Linked DNA regions of Homo sapiens: region 1 is linked to region 2. A link is an interaction called in ENCODE POLR2A ChIA-PET data of the cell type or tissue named here. Cell type or tissue: OCI-LY7. All regions are shown on one strand. Links, peaks and the distances in the headings refer to the core of each region. The heading gives the core; the rest is flanking DNA.

Region 1 (7,968 bases), core at 3,008-5,507, 93 kb after region 2:
AGCTACTCAGGAGGCTGAGGCAGGAGAATTGCTTGAACCCAGGAGGCGGAGGTTGCAGTGAGCCGAGATTGCGCCATTGCACTCTAGCCTGGGGAACGAGAGTGAAACTCCGTCTCAAAAAAAAAAAAAAAAAGAAGAAAGAAAACAGATACTTAATAATCGAGAGAAAAATTACTAACTCTATAGTGAAAAAATCTGTCAGAGAGCTCTTTAACCAAGTGAATCATTAATATCAACTGAACTAGGACAAATTTTTATAATGTGCTGATGAACAGAAGGACACAGCATCACTGCTGGGATATTACTTCCCCAAAAAGTAAATTATAGCCTGAATTTAACCATAAAGAAACATCCATTTTATGCAAAGTTTGAGATACAGATATCTCCCATGTTCTGCAATTTTTAATAGTAATTTTAAATAGTCTTTCTTTAGCACCCTAGACAACATATATCTCCTAATAATTTTCTTCAGAACTTTCTGGGTAGTAAATGCCATCCTGTTTCAAAAAGCATTTTCTTAATCCTGTTCTGCATAGAGCTAATGGAGAAGACAGATGAAACCTCAATATTACATGTTCTCCTTGACTAAGGACCCCAGCTTTTCCCCAATAGGAATCTTGAGTATATTCATCCTCCCATATTCAATAGTCACAAAGGGAACATTTTTAAGATCATAAATTCATGGTGAGAATTCTACATGGCATATAAGAAGCCATGATGTAGAGAAGGCTCCAGTATATAGGAAGAAATATTTGCCTGGGTGCGGTGGCTCATGCCTGTAATCCCAGCACTTTTGGGAGGCCAAGACAGGCAGATCACAAGGTCAGGAGTTCGAGACCAGCCTGGTCAACACGGTGAAACCCCGTCTCTACCAAAAATACAAAAATTAGCCGGGCATGGTGGCACGCGCCTGTAATCCCAGCTAGTTAGGAGGCTGAGGCAGGAGAATTGCTTGAACCCGGGAGGCAGAGGTTGCAGTGAGCCAAGATCATGCCGCTGCACTCCAGCCTGGGTGACAGAGTGAGATTCCTTCTCAAAAATAAATAAATAAAAATTTTTCAGATACTTGACTATAATGAAAATTTTTTACAGTAGTTAAAACAAACTCATTAGGGAGGAAAAGCACAAGTAGAGAAGGTTTATAAGTACTAAACACATGGCATTCCAGGAGGCACAGTGGACACAGCTCTTGATCTGAGACACTTTTAGCGGAAAAATAGCCATTTTTTCCTCTTTCTCTTCCTGCTCTGGGATTCTTTCTCAGATGATTCTCTGGAGAAATTACACCTGAATCTTAAGAATATGGCTTTAAAGGTGTCGGCACCACCTGTTTACCTGCTACCACCACACCCACAGGCAGAAGGTCCAAGACCTGCAGAAAAAGTCCACCCATTTCTGTCCTCTATAACAGAAGAGATTCAGGAAAAATAAGCTGCTCTATGGAGATAATGATATCTCCTTTCCCGTCCTCAGATGCCCTCTGCTACCACAGACACCAACAATTTTTGCTAAAGTAATGGAAATATGGGGCACTCTGCCCTGTCCCTACCAAACCCAAAGAAAACAGGCCTTGTGACCACCCTTTAGTGCGAAGATAGAACTTAACACTCACGAATGTATCTTGAATCCCTCATACTTGATTCTGGCCTCACCTTAGAGTCACATGAGGCCCTTAAAGCAATATGGATGTTTCCAGAACAATAGAACAGAACCTGTGGGGAGGGCACAAATAGAGATTTCTGCAAACTGGCTATGTAATCTTAATCAGAAGCCTGGGCTGATAAACGCTTAGCTAATTATTATCTCTCAAGCACTGATAAGCTTATAAATCACTTGGTGATTTTGGCCCCACTCTATGTAATGTGATTCTGCAGGTTTGAAAATGGTCCATGAAAGGGTATTTTAAACAAGTCCTCTATAGATGCTGATGTTGCTCCCCCTGCGCTCATTATTAGCACTAGTTAGACAAAGCAGGCACATCACAGAATCCCTTACACTCAGCACTCTTGTCAAAATACAAATACTTCTGGTACAAATAAAGACAACCAATCTTCATCCTAAAGTATATTCTTTGTTGGCTCTTTAAAGTTTACAGAGGAAACAGAGGCCAGCAATGTCCAAATAAGTCTGCATTTGGAAAACAACATTTACACATGCACTAATGCAATGTTTATTAAACAGGTACTATGTCCTCAAGAGTATGTTACAGAGTACTGCTAGGAATAAAACATTACGTGATTTAATCCTCGTAACACCCTGGGAGTTGGTTTTGTTTAATAATTGCCAGAATTTAGAAAAAGGGCCCAGCATTTATATTTGTCATTTTTTTTGTGAAAAATGTACAGAATAAAAGCTACATATAGACAGATGAGAGGAATAAAGAAAAGAGTTTAACGTAGTTTGGAGGAATTTTTATTGTGTTTATATTTACTTGTTTGTGGCTTGTGGAGCAACTACTGGGTCTTCAGGAATAGAATAAGGAATAAGTTGCTAAATGGCATGTTTCTGCATGCACTGATTTTAATACAAAATTAAGAAATTAAGGCCCTAAAATATTATTTTATTTTTCCCATTTATCTGCTTTTAGATTTCAAGAAATCCTGAGCAACAGCTCTAGAAAGGCAGCCGAATTCATCACCCAAAACACTTCTCTTTCAATCAGTTCTGTAAGGCTAGACTCCAAGGTGAAGCCAGACTTCAATAAGGCCTCCAAAAAGGGTGAATCTGAACAGAAATGGGGCAGGGAGAGGACACTATGTAGAATTCTGCTCTCTATGCCACTGGGGTATTTCCGTTCTGTTTTTCCTAAGCTTACCTAAGAGAAACTTAAATCCCACAGTTTGTGTAATTTTAATCTTTTTTAGCCACTGCCCTGTCAATTTTATAACATATACTAATAAGCAATTTAAACAAATCTCTTAGGGCTTTCTAGCATAATTGTATTAGAAGATAAATATGTATTCTTAACAAGGTAAAAGAAACAGAAATAATAATAACAACTCTTCTGTCCATAAACATCCATTCAAATGATGACCTCAGAAGTCACAACAATATAAAGAAGCGGCCCAAATGAAGCCCCCATTTTTTGGCGTGACTCATTTCTCTTACACTGAGACAAAAGCAGAATGAACCACTCTTGTCAGCCTAACACAGTTTTACTCTGGACATCCTCAAATGTTTCAAAGATGCCTAGGTGATTGTGAGAGGGTTCTCAGTGATCCTGGGCTGATGGCCCAGTAGTAAGCCAGGCAGTAGAGACTTAGGCTGATTCTAAATAGAAAACAGAACTGCCCTGGTGGAGCTCCAGAACCTGGATTACCTGTCCTGATCAGGTAGTCTTTGGGTAAGAGAAAGGACAAGAATACTCTACTCCAGTATCACATTTTTTACAGGTAGGTATAGTTGTAGTCATGGCTCTGGATACTTTGTGGCCTTGATCTCTCACTCCTAAGATGCTTTGTTTACATTTACAGATTCTGCCATCAGATTCTATTTATACCTGGCACCTCTCACGTAACAGTAACAGGTCACTGAACAAGATCTGAAAAGCTCAAATAGCCACACTCTCAAAGGAGGTAGCTTTAAGATGTCTATGTTGACATCTCACAATGCAGAGAATGCCTCCTCTTGGTTTTCTGTACATTTTCAATCCAAAGTCTGCTCCTGTCTTGCAAATCCCAGGCCAGACATGTGAAGATTCTAGATGGGGTCAACCTGGCTCTGCATTCTTGGGTGTTACAGCAAAAGTACAACCAAAGGAGAGATCCCCTCATAAAGGCTGCTCTGGCACATTCTAAATAATATGTCCTTAATTTCCTCCTTCATAGGAAAAAGCTGAGGAACCACAAATGTAAGTAGACAGTTCACTTGGGCCAAGCTTGAAGATTGTAAACTGGGAGCAAAGATTCAAGTTGCCTGGAATCTAGCAGCAGTTACAAGTGGATTTTTAAAGGCAAAAAGAGATAGAGAGTGGGCTGATACAAAATTGTCAGGAAATCTTACTTATTTACTAAAAACAACCTTGATTACTGATTGACATACATTTCTAAGCTGTATAGGGTGTGGGTTATAGTGTTCAGCGTAGCATTATTAGTTTAATTTATAGCTACTCGTGGCAATAGCAAGCAGTTTCAAGAGATAAATACATAGCTCAAAGGAGAGAGAAAGACACAATTGTGGTCTCGTTTTAATGTCTCTTTGAGCCTTATAACTAAAAGGATTTGCATTTCTCAGATAAAAGGTTTACTGCAAGACCCAGATTCAGAATGTGGAGCCGCTAGTTTAGGTCCTGGATGGGTAGAATAGCAGTAAGTGTTACCTGCACATTTGTGGGCATTTTAAAAAGAGAAGGAAGGGGAAAGTGGAGATTCTCATGCCTACATGTCTACTCAATGCATGCATGTTACTCTAACGGGCCCCACAGTCTCTGAATCAGTTTCAGGTCTAAAGATACAAGAGTCATTGAAAGAGGTAAAATGGTTAATTGCTGTTCTGTGAAGTATTTAGAAATTTGGTCTAGCCTCTCTAGATGTGATTATACAGGACTAGATACCAAATAGGCAGAGGCACGATTCTGCCTGCATATTCAGGGGACAGCATGCATTTTGCAGCACAATCATGAGTTGACTGGAAGCCTGAGACAAAAAGGCCCATCTAGATTAAAGCTTGGTTGGCACCTTATATGTTTATATCATGTGTGGTAAGTTTAAACAGTGTTTGGAAAATATAATTAAAAGGAAAGTTTTCTCCAGCCCCAGAGTAACTCCACAATGATAAAACAGAAAGAAAACTGTTTTATTACACAATTACACCAGAATGTGACACGCATCACAATCTGCTTAAGAGACTGCAAAGACAGAAAGACGGTCACAATAATTAGTCCATAAGTAGAAGAATTTACAGTACCATGTTATACATAGTTCATCCTAAATTCACCTGGCAACTGGGGAGGCCATCCGTGTAAGCTAATTGGCTATATTCAATGACAAAATAAACTTTTCACATCTTCGTGACAGGAGGTAGTTTTGCAATTTGAAGCCAGGTGCCTGCTGAAGGTAGGCTCTCACTCTCCTATAGAAATGGTTGAATATAGTGCTCTCTTTTTGGCTATTTGCATTTTAAAGCAATAGCTCTCTACTCTGAGCACTACCACAGCAACATGATACCAGTACAAAAACAGGCTCAGAGACCAATGCAACAGAATAGAGAGCCCAGAAATAATGTGGCACACCTACAATCATCGTATTTTTGACAAAGCTGACAAGAGAAATGTAGGAGAGATTCCCTGTTTAATAAATGGTGTTGTAATAAATAGCTAGCACTATGTAAAAGATTAAAACTGGACTCCCTGCTTACACTATATCCAAAAATAAACACAAGATAAATTAAGGACTTAAATGTAAAACTTAAAATTATAAAATGCCCTGGAAGATAACCTAGGAAATACAATTCCAGACATAGAAACTGCCAACGATATTATGATGAAGATACCAAAAGCAATCGCCACAAAAGCAAAAATCGATAAATGGGACCAAATTAAACTAAAGAGCATCTTCACAGAAAACAAAAACAAAACCCACAAGAAACTATCAACAGAGTAAACAGACAACCTAGAGAATAAAGAAAAATATTTGCAAACTATGCTTCTGACAAAGGTCTAATATCCAGAATCCATAAGGAACTTAAGCAAGTTTACAAGAAAAAAAAAACCTTATTAAAAAGTAGGCAAAGGACATAAACACACGCTTTTCAAGAGAAAGCAGGTGGGTGTGGTGCCTCACACCTGTAATCCTAGCACTCTGGGAGGCCAAGGTGGGTGGATCACAAGGTCAAGAGTTCGAGACCAGCCTGGCCAATATGGTGAAACCCCCGTCTCTACTAAAAAAAATACAAAAATTAGTCAGGCATGGTGGGGCGTGCCTGTAATCCCAGCTACTTGGGAGGCTGAGGGAGAATTGCTTGAACCCAGGAGATGGAGGTTGCAGTGAGCCGAGATCGTGCCACTGCACTCCAGCCTGGATAACAGAGCGAGACTCCATCTCCAAAAAGAAAAGAAAAAAAAGAGAAAGCATACATGTGGCTAACAAGCATATTAAAAAAGTGCTCATCACTAATCATTAGAGAGATGCAAACAAACAAACAAAAAAAACACCACAATGAGATACCATCTCACACCAGTAAGAATGGCAATTACCAAAAAAGTCAAAAAAATAATAGATGTGCTGGCAAAGTTGCAGGGTAAAGAGAATGCTTATACTCTGCTGGTGGGAGTGTAAATTAGTTCAACCATTGTGAAAAGCAGTGTGACAATTCCTCACAAAACTAAAAACAGAATTACCATTTGACCCACCTCCTAATTAGGTATATACCCAAAGAATACAAATTATTCTATCATAAAGACCCATGCACATGCATCTTCATTGCAGCACTAGTGACAGTACCAAAGACATGGAATTAACCTAAATACCCTCAATGGTAGGCTAGATAAAGAAAATACATTGTGGTTGAGCATAGTGGTTCACGCCTGTAATCCCAGCACTTTGGCAGGGTGAGGCAGGTGGATTGCGTGAGCTCAGGAGTTGGCGACCAGCCTGGGAAACATGGCAAAACTCTGTCTGTACAAAAAATACAAAAAGAAAAATTAGCCAGGCGTGGTCGTGCACGCTGTAGTCCCAGCTACTTGGGGGGCTTAGGTAGGAGGATTGCTTGAGCCCAGGAGATTGAGATTGAGGCTGCAGTGAGCCAAGATCACACCACTGCACTCCAGCCTGGGCGACAGAGTGAGACCCTGTCTTCAGAAATAAATAAAATAAAGATTTAATAAAAACAAAATATGGTACATAAAAATAGTGGAATATTGTGTGGCCATAAAACAAGAACAAGATCATTTTCTTTGCAGCAACATGGATGGAGCTGGAGACCATTATCCTTAGAAAACTAATGCAGAAACAGAAAACCAAATGCATGCTATCATTTATAAGAGCTAAATAACAACAACACATGGAGACAATAAGAGGAAAAACAGACACTGAGGCCTAGTTGAGGGTAGAGGGTGGCAGGACAAAGAGGATCAGGAAAAAAATACCCATTTGGTTCTATGCTTAGTACCTCAGAGACAAAATAGTCTACACCAAACACCCACAACACAATTTTACCTATAGAACAATCCTGCATGTGTACTCCCGAACCAAAAACAAAACAGAAAAGATCCATGGGTGGGGGAGAGTGCACTGTAGATGGAAAGACTGGTTTGTGCTACAGATAGTGGCGTGGGGCTGTCCTCTCATTTATTTGTGTCCATGCAGGCAGATGAGATTATGAACAGGTGGTGCAGAACCCTAGGTTGGTGGAGAAAGCAGGCTGATGCTGTAGATTCAGTGTGGAGGTGGGGATATGCCAGGAGACTTGTAGACAATTTTGTGAGCAAGAAACAGGTTCAAAAATGCTGCGGTGAAATTCCTGAGGGTGGTGCCTAGTCCTGGGAGGAGTGTGTGCACATCAATGTCTAGTGAGTATGTTTGTAAGTGGGTGGGAATCATGTGGTGGCAGCTGTGGGGAAAGGATGTCTGTTATCAGAGCTTCTTTCCTCTAAGTTTTCAGTCCTCTCTCACCATGGCAGGAGACCTGGAATCCTAGGACAACGGGCAGTGTGACAGCCTGTGTACAGGAGAGCAGAGTCTCCCATTCCCAGACACCCAGAGTTCCATTCCAGGCCAGGCCTCCGTGATATCTTTCTTCTGTCCCCAGATCTGTAGATTGGTGAACACCAAGCAATTCTCCAACACCAATTCATTTTCTAACATTTGAATTCTGACACCATCCAGAGTCTGCACGGACCCTGATTCAGGATTCAGTCCCACAACACTGTCTTCACTGCCGATGTCAGTCAAAAACCTCATTGGTCCATCTATTCTTCTTAGCTACTGCTTAAAAACTGGGGACTCCCATAACCTCCCTCCAGTTCAATAA
Region 2 (7,968 bases), core at 3,512-6,011:
CCACGATGCACTGCACCCATTGTCCTGCACCCACTGTCCGGCACTCCCCAGTGAGATGAACCCAGTACCTCAGTTGGAAATGCAGAAATCACCCATCTTCTGCATCGTTCATGCTGGGAGCTGTAGACTGGAGCTGTTCCTATTCAGCCATCTTGGCTCCACTCTGCCAGCACTGAAGTTTTAAAACCAAGAAATGACTTAGGTTTTAGAAATTAACAGTTGTATAAAACCTTCAGAATACCACAGGGAAAATAAATCTTTGTTTCAGAAATAAATTTTGAAGTTTGAAAACAAAGCAGAAAACCTGTTTCTGAAAACGGAAAGGACTGTTTTAAACACTGAGCACAGTTCTTCCACAGCTCTTTGAAACTCTTCAGTAGTTCCACTCTGACTTCTGGAGATGGCCAAGTAAGATATACCCCAGAATGCCAGCAAAAGAAAAAGTGGGAAACCATTAGTTCCCTAGGGGAAGAGCCAAATGATCTCAGATCTCAGAAGAGCCAAATGATCATGCATTTTCAGTAGAGATAGGATTTCACCATGTTAGCCAGGATGGTCTCAATCTCTTGACCTCATGATCCGCCCACTTCGGCCTCCCAAAAGTGCTATGATTACAGGCGTGAGCCACCGCTCCTGGCCCTGGAACTATTGTTCTTAGCTGCAGAGGTCACATTAAATTAAGCCAAGGCCAAGACTAAAGGTTCTACACATCTAAGGCAGCAAAGGCAGTACTTTCCAACTAGTTATGATGTAGCAGGATGAGCCACAGACAAAACTCCTCAGACACCATGTTAAAGAAGGAAGGAGCTTTATTTGGCTGGGAGCTTCAGCCTTTATTAGCAAGGAAATTGAGAAGGGCTGCAGTGTGAGTTTGGGAGCCTTTTAGGGAGGGGCTACAGAGGAGGAGTTCCTCTACATATAGAAGAAGGTGGCTGGGGGAAAGATCCAAGGAGGCGAGGTCTTGGGCTAGGGCTTGCCTGGAGAAATGAGGGCTATCCTTGAAGCCCTGAGGGAGGACAGTCCACGTGAGTTGTTGTGACTGGAGGGTGTTGCAGTCAGTTTGGGTGAAACAAAGAGGTTTATGGAATCAGGGTGTAGGGGAATGGTGAAGAAGGCATTTTTCAGGTCAATTGCAGTGTAGTGGGTTGTGTTGGAGGGGATGAGAGAGAGAAGTGTATAGGGGTTAGGGACTACAGGATGAACAGGGAGGACAGCCTGATTGATAGCTCAGGGGTCCTGAATGAGTTGGTATGAGCCGTTGGATTTTTTAATAGGGAGGATGGGGTTGTTATATGGAGAGTGTGTTGGTCTAAGAAGACTGTGTGAGCAGAGCTTGTTTATGGTGGGTTGTAAGCCCTTTGGTGTGTTAGGGAAATGGGATATTGGGGAACGTCGGGAAATTTAGAGGGGTCTTTTAACTGGATTTTGATGCAGTCCTGGTGAGCAGCTATGGCAGGGGTGGTGGTGTCCCACACTACTGGGTTAACGAGAGAGGTGGGTAGCGGGTGCTGGAGAGGGGGTCAGATGCCGGACTAGCAGAGAGAAGCAGGAGGGACTTCTGGTTGAGGGGGACAGGAAAAGGTGATAAAAGCTGCAAAATTGGCTAAAATGTCTCGGCCTAGGATGGGGGTGGGGCAATGAGGCATGATAAGGAAGGAGTGTGAAAAAATAGTATTAAATAGGGAACAAGTAAGGGATTCAGTAGCACGTGGACAGAAGACAAGTCCATCAACCCCCACCACAGAGGCCTGGGAAGGGTAAGTGGGTCCTAAAAATTCAGGTAAAGCCGTGTAGGTGGCCCAGCTATTGATTAAAAAAAGAGATCGGCTTACCTGCTATTAGCAGAGTTACCCTGGGCTCCAATGCAGTGACGGCAGATGGGGCCAGGGTCCCTGGGCTCCATCAGTCTTCAGTGGCAAGGCCAAGGAGCTGTGGGGGTGTGAATGATTTTTCACTCTTTGCTTTGCCAGGGCCTTGAGGAACCGGCCGGTTAGTCTGCTTAAGAGGACAATCGGACTTCCAGTGACCGGTTTGTTGGCAGGCTGGGCAAGGAGTTTTTGGCACTTGTGGGTTAGGGCATGCTTGGGCCCAAGGGCCTTCTTTTTCACATTAAAACAGGGCCTGGGAGGGTCACTGCTATCAGGTCTTTTGTGCCCCTGGGCAGCCTGGGTAGGCTGACAAATAGCTGCTGCTAGGAGCTGGTATTTATTACCATCTCGTTGGGCTTTATCTAATTTATTTTGCTTATCTCTGTTGTTGAAGACCTTAAAGGCCAGGTTAAGGAGGTCTTGTTGAGGGGTTTGAGGGCCATCTTTTGTATGTCAGGAGCAGACTGAGAGATGAAATGGATATTAAGAACAATAGTTCCAGGGCCAGGAGTGGTGGCTCACGCCTGTAATCCCAGCACTTTGGGAGGCCGAGGCGGGCGGATCACGAGGTCAGGAGATCGAGACCATCCTGGTTGACACAGTGAAACCCTCTCTCTACTAAAAACGCAAAAAATATTTAGCCGGCCATGGCGGCAGGTGCCTGTAGTCCCAGCTAGGCGGGAGGCTGAGAGAGGAGAATGGCATGAATCCAGGAGGCGGAGCTTGCAGTAAACCGAGATCGCGTCACTGCACTCCAGTCTGGGCGACAGAGCGAGACTCCATCTTAAAAAAAAAACAGAACAATGGTTCCTTCCCGGGAGGTGGGGTCAACAAGGGTATATTTTTGGAGGGCCTCTGTAAGGCGGGAAAGAAATTCAGCAGGGTTTTCATTTGCTCTTTGGGAGATTTCTTTCAGCTTTTCAAAAATTATGGCCTTATGGGCTGCTTTGTTAAGGCCTGTGATGAGGCAAGTAATCACATGGTTATGAGATGCCTGGCCAGGTTATGTGGGTTGGTACTCCCAGGAAGGTCTTCTCGGGGAACTGCAGCGGCCCCTAGGGGCTTAGTAGGGTCTTGCCGATGAAGATCGTTGGCATGCGACTGAGCTGCAAGCCACACTTTGTTTTGTTTTGTTTTTCTTTCCTGGGAAGAGAGTAGAAGAGAGGATAATATGGAGATCAAGCCAAGTGAATTTGTAAGATGGGGTGAGGTATTTGAGCTTTTTGATATAAGTGTCAGGATTGGAGGAAAAGGATCTGAGACGTTTCTTAATTTGGGAAAGGTTGGAGAGGGAGAACGGAATGTGGACGTGAACAATTCCTTTAGCCCCTGCCAGCTCTCGCAGGGGAAGTAAGGGGGCCGACTGCTGGGCCTGCTGGAGGTGGAGATGGGGAGGAATTAGAATCAGAATCTGGGTGGTTGGAGAGAGGAGGGGAAAGAGGTAAGGCAGGAGCGGGAGCATATGGTGGAGGATTGTGATGATTTGGGGGAGGATTACGGTGTTGTCAGGGAGAGGAAAAGTCAGCAGGGTTAAAGAAGGAGGAATCGTCAGAAGGAAGGGGAGCTGAGGATGAGTCTGGCTTGGAGCGGGCAAGGAGGATTTGAAAACCAGAACAGGGCTGACAAAGGGAGGGGCAGCTACGGAGGGCAAAAAAGGCCTGAACATAAGGGATTTCAGACCACTTTCCATTGCGATGGCAAACGTTGTCCAGGTCCCTGAGGGTGTTAAAATCGAATGTGCCATTTTTAGACCACTGGGAGCCATTGCCCAATTTATACTGAGGTCAGGCTGTGTTACAATGAAAGATGAGCCTTTTTGGCCAAATTTTGGAATGGAGGTTAAGGGTGTTAAGGTTACGGAGGAGACACCCGATGGGGGGATGCCTTTGAGGGAGTGGACTGGGAGGCTCCCATAGTGGAATGAGAGAGGGGTAGAGATGGAAGACTTGGCCAGAGACAAGGATGGCGGGAGAAGGCGTCCCCTGTCCCACAGTTTAAGTCGGAGAGGTACGATAATCCCCCGTACAGGCATCACTGATAGGGAGACATCGAGGGTCTCCTGGAGGCTGGGACGAGGAAACCTTTGGCCCAGCGCTGGGTCTTTTGGGAAGGAAAGAGCGGACAAGGGTTCCGGACGGAAGGTATGTCTCCTTTACTCACTCCTGAGGTGTCCCTGGTGTTGGATGTGTTCGCCAGCAATGGAAAAGATGTATGAGATCCTTGGGTCTCTAGCAGGTTCTGGAAGGGGGAGTTCGGCCAGGGGAAGGAGCAGGGGGAGGATAAAGGGAGAAAAGGAGGCCGAACTCTACCACCTTCCCGGTTTCGGCACCAAGACATAAGGTATAATTGGAAGGACAGCCGAGAAAGGAGTGAGGCCAGCAGACCCAAGTTCAGGCAAGCTGATTTATTGTCAGTCCTGCCGGGCTACCTCCTGACAAAAGCAGAGGAGGCAGCCCCTCTTACAGACTACAACAGGGCTTTATAAGGTGAGTAACTGGGTCAGGGTGGGGCAGCTGAGTTGGGTGTGCAGGAGGGCTGAGTTGGGGTGGGGGAGCTGAGCTGAGGGTGCAGGTGTCTTGACCACATCCTGGAGATGTTTTTGCCAGCTTTGTTATGCGAGGTCAACAGACATGTTAACCACATCCTGTAACTGCCTGGACAAACAATTACTGGAGGGGTCGGTGAAGGGGTGTTTGTCTTTAGCCCTGGGGAAGCAGTGCAGAGGTCACAAAGGACTGCATTATAACACCCATGGGAAGGGAGGGGAACAGTCTGGTCGGGATGACCCTAACACCCAACCCCCAAACCAAAAAATAAGACATCTCCATAGACACTTATGAAAGATCAGCTCAATTACACAAGTATTCCTAGCATTTACTTGGAGCCACATGTTTCAGAGACCAGCCAGCAGGGCCAAGTCTGAAGTAGAATACAGACCAGAGTTCCAAAAGCTACACATTGTTAGTTTTCATTCTTTACATTGGGAGAATACTCCCCTGGAGGAGGGACAGAGGGGCCACCATGTTGGAACTACTAAAGTTGCTGGAACTCAGAAGCTACAGAATACTATATCAGAAGTCTGATTCTTTGATACTTTATGAGTGGTTGCATTGTGTATACATGAGATATATGACGGCAAGGCTTTCACAAGACAAATGTAATGTGCAATTTTGAAAGACCACCTACTGCTAAGAGTAATAGCTAACAACTTTCAGGTGTTTTTTTGTTTGTTTGTTTGTTTTTGAGGCTGAGTATCTCTCTGTCACCCAGGCTGGAGTGCAGTGGCATGATGTCAGCTCACTGCAACCTCTGCCTCCTGGGCTCAGGCAATCCTCCAACCTCAGCCTCCCGAGTAGCGGAGACTACAGGTACATTAGCCACCATACTCGGCTAATTTTTGTATTTTTTGTAGAGTCAGGGTTTCACTATGTTGCCCAAGCTTCCATGGTCTTGAACTCTTGGGCTCAAGCAGTCCTCCCACCTTAGCCTTCAAAAGTGCTGGGATTATAGATGTGAGCCACCACACCCAGACTTTCAGTTTAAATAACATGCATAATTATCCATTATTACTATCAAGAATAATAGAAGTCTGATTCTTTGATTCTAATATATTCCTCTACATACAGATGTGTGTGTATGCACGTGTGCACATGCATGTGTGTGTATTTGCTAGCACATTATCTTATTTGCAGAGTCTTGGATCATGACAACATATACTCATACTTTCTCTTAATCACGAGGGTTCTTGAAGTCTTTAGCAGTTTTTTCTTAAATCATTAGATGTTGGCAAAATACATTTTAATACATGTCACATGCAAAAGCCTGGAAAATATCATCCACACTCATGACTTCCAACTTAAGCCTATATGCTGATGAGTCCCAACTATGTGCTTCTCCTTAATTCCAGAAGAATATATACACTCTTTCCCAGTGATCTCATCTGTTCCCAGGGCTTCAATTACCATTTATATGCTGATAATTTCCAAGTATATATCTCCATCCCTGATTTCCCTCTCTTTCGTAATCCAAAACACAACGTGAACTACATAGCAGACATTTTCTACCTCCATCAAAGGACCTTTCAAACTCAACCTGCTTGAAACCAAACTGACTATTTCAGCCCTTCAAAGCATGTTCTTCCTATATTTTAAGCACACTCATTTGTTCAACAAATATTTACTAAGCACTTATTATGTGCCACAGCACCACCACCCAGAAAAACCAAAAGTTCTAGATTCTCCCTTCTGTCCTCATATCCAGTCACTAAGTCATGTCTATTGTACTCCCTCTATTCTCTCAAGTTTAGCTTTTATTCTCCTATTTATGGTCCCCTGCCCTATCATCTGTGTTACTAAAACTCCCTGCCACCGCTCATTCTCCAGTCATCCTCCAGATGAATAATGTTTCCCTTCTTAAAATGTTTTCCATACTCCACATCATCCTTGGATGTAACCCAAACTCCTCAGCATTTCCCATCTATTTTTCTAGTTCATCTTCCCTCTACTTCCACATCTGTGCTCAGAGCAATCCCAACTATTCCAGTCCAATAAATGTGTCATTTTGTCTCTTAACTCTGTACCTTTGTACATGCCTTACATGATAGCCCCCTCTTTTTTTTTTTTTTTGAGACAGGGTCTCTCTCTGCCACCCAGGCTAGAGTACAGTGGTATGATGGTAGCTCACTGCAGCTTTGAACTCAGCCCTCTTAAGACAACTAGGCATACTTCCTCCACAGCTCAAGAGCCCTCAGGCCTTCACATGGTGCCCAGCTCTATGGCAGGCCACAGTCGTGCAGCCTTGACATCTATGTTTTTCCTTGTCTGGATCCCTCACTAGGCAGGGAGCTCCTTGCTGGCAGTGATTTTATCTAGTTCATCAGCTCCTAGCTCAGTACCTGGCATAGTATCAGCACTAAATAAATGTTGGTTGAAGTAAAGAATACATTTTAAAAACTTTTAAATATTTATGCAGAAATGGCATATAAAATTCATTATTAGTGAGTTTGTTTTCTGCAAATTTCCATCTGTTTTCCAAAACAGATAACTGTGGTCCTCAGTGCCATCACTCCATGAAACCTAACCTGGAAACTGCTTCTTGGGTCACATTCTCATTTCTATGGTGCTCAACATGTAAAGCTGCCAGTGCTAGAAGTAGTTCTCCAAAGTGGGCCAAATTCACATTACTGGTGACTGTCACTACTTAACAAGGATAACATCTGTGTACTTGGGGAAATGATGGAACTTGATTTTAAGAGTGGTAGCTCTATGAGATCAGTGACAATTAGCTCTGCAACAGTCTCAGGCTAATCCTGCTGAAAATGGCTTTTTCAATCGCAGAAAACTGTACCCACTAGATCTCCCCAAGCATAAATTAGGCTTAGTCTCTAGATTATTAAAGGCATAAAGATGTAGGGATATTATATGTGTGTATGTATGAGTGTACAAATATGTGTGTGTATGTGTGCTGGAACCAGGCAGGTTGCTGGAAGTCAGAAGTGACAGACACTTTATGAGCGGTTTCCTTGTGTGTACATGAGATATATGAAAACAAGGCTTTCATGAGACAAATGTAAAGTATGATTGTGAAAGACCACCTACTGTTTAGAGTAACAATTAATTTTCAAATATTAAATAACAGAAATATTTATTAATTATTGCTGTCTAAATAATGAAATCTTTATATACATACATAAAATCTATGTATGTAAATATATAAAACATATACAAACACCACACTAGGTAAAGTTATAGTTTAAAAAATATTTCTTTACTTGTCACCTCCTCTTCAATCTTCAGTTTTAAAAGAGGGGCAACTCGCAGGGCACAAAATTGGCTCACACCTGTAATCCCAGCACTTTGGGAGGAGGCTGAGGCAGGTGGATCACCTGAGGTCAGGAGTTCAAGATCAGCCTGGCCAACATGGCAAAACGCCATCTCTACTAAAAATACAAAAATAAGCTGGGTGTGGTGGTGAGTGCCTGTAATCTCAGCTACTCAGGAGGCTGAGGCAGTAAAATCTCTTGAACCTGGGAGGCAGAGGTTGGAGTGAGTTGAGATTGTGCCACCACACTCCAGCCCGGGCAACAGAGTGAGACTCTGTC

What was found. ChIA-PET counts read pairs that join two places held together with the same protein. Peaks named below come from ENCODE experiments on the same cell type or tissue, not always from the same donor. Only the 100,000 strongest peaks of a DNase experiment are listed, where the experiment ranks them.
Region 1: POLR2A ChIA-PET joins it to region 2 with 5 read pairs; 6 of 35 experiments call an interaction of 5 or more read pairs at or near these places.

What each region holds. Positions count from the first base shown.
Region 1 is chr7:65,379,105-65,387,072 of GRCh38, reverse strand. The region is part of intron 1 of ZNF92 (zinc finger protein 92); the gene reads right to left. Among named protein-coding and RNA genes, the nearest start is that of ZNF92, 9.2 kb to the right of the region's middle. In OCI-LY7, for the core only: no CTCF peak of the experiment used is centred there; no DNase peak of the experiment used is centred there; H3K4me3 peaks cover 1,865 bases; H3K27ac peaks cover 1,964 bases.
Region 2 is chr7:65,472,476-65,480,443 of GRCh38, reverse strand. LOC124901660 (a long non-coding RNA gene) reads right to left here and starts at 4,360. Exons shown (of 3, transcript XR_007060365.1): 1 at 4,029-4,360; 2 at 1,833-3,011; 3 at 69-172. In OCI-LY7, for the core only: a CTCF peak has its summit at 4,834; DNase peaks (open chromatin) are centred at 3,593 and 4,473; H3K4me3 peaks cover 2,271 bases; H3K27ac peaks cover 2,500 bases.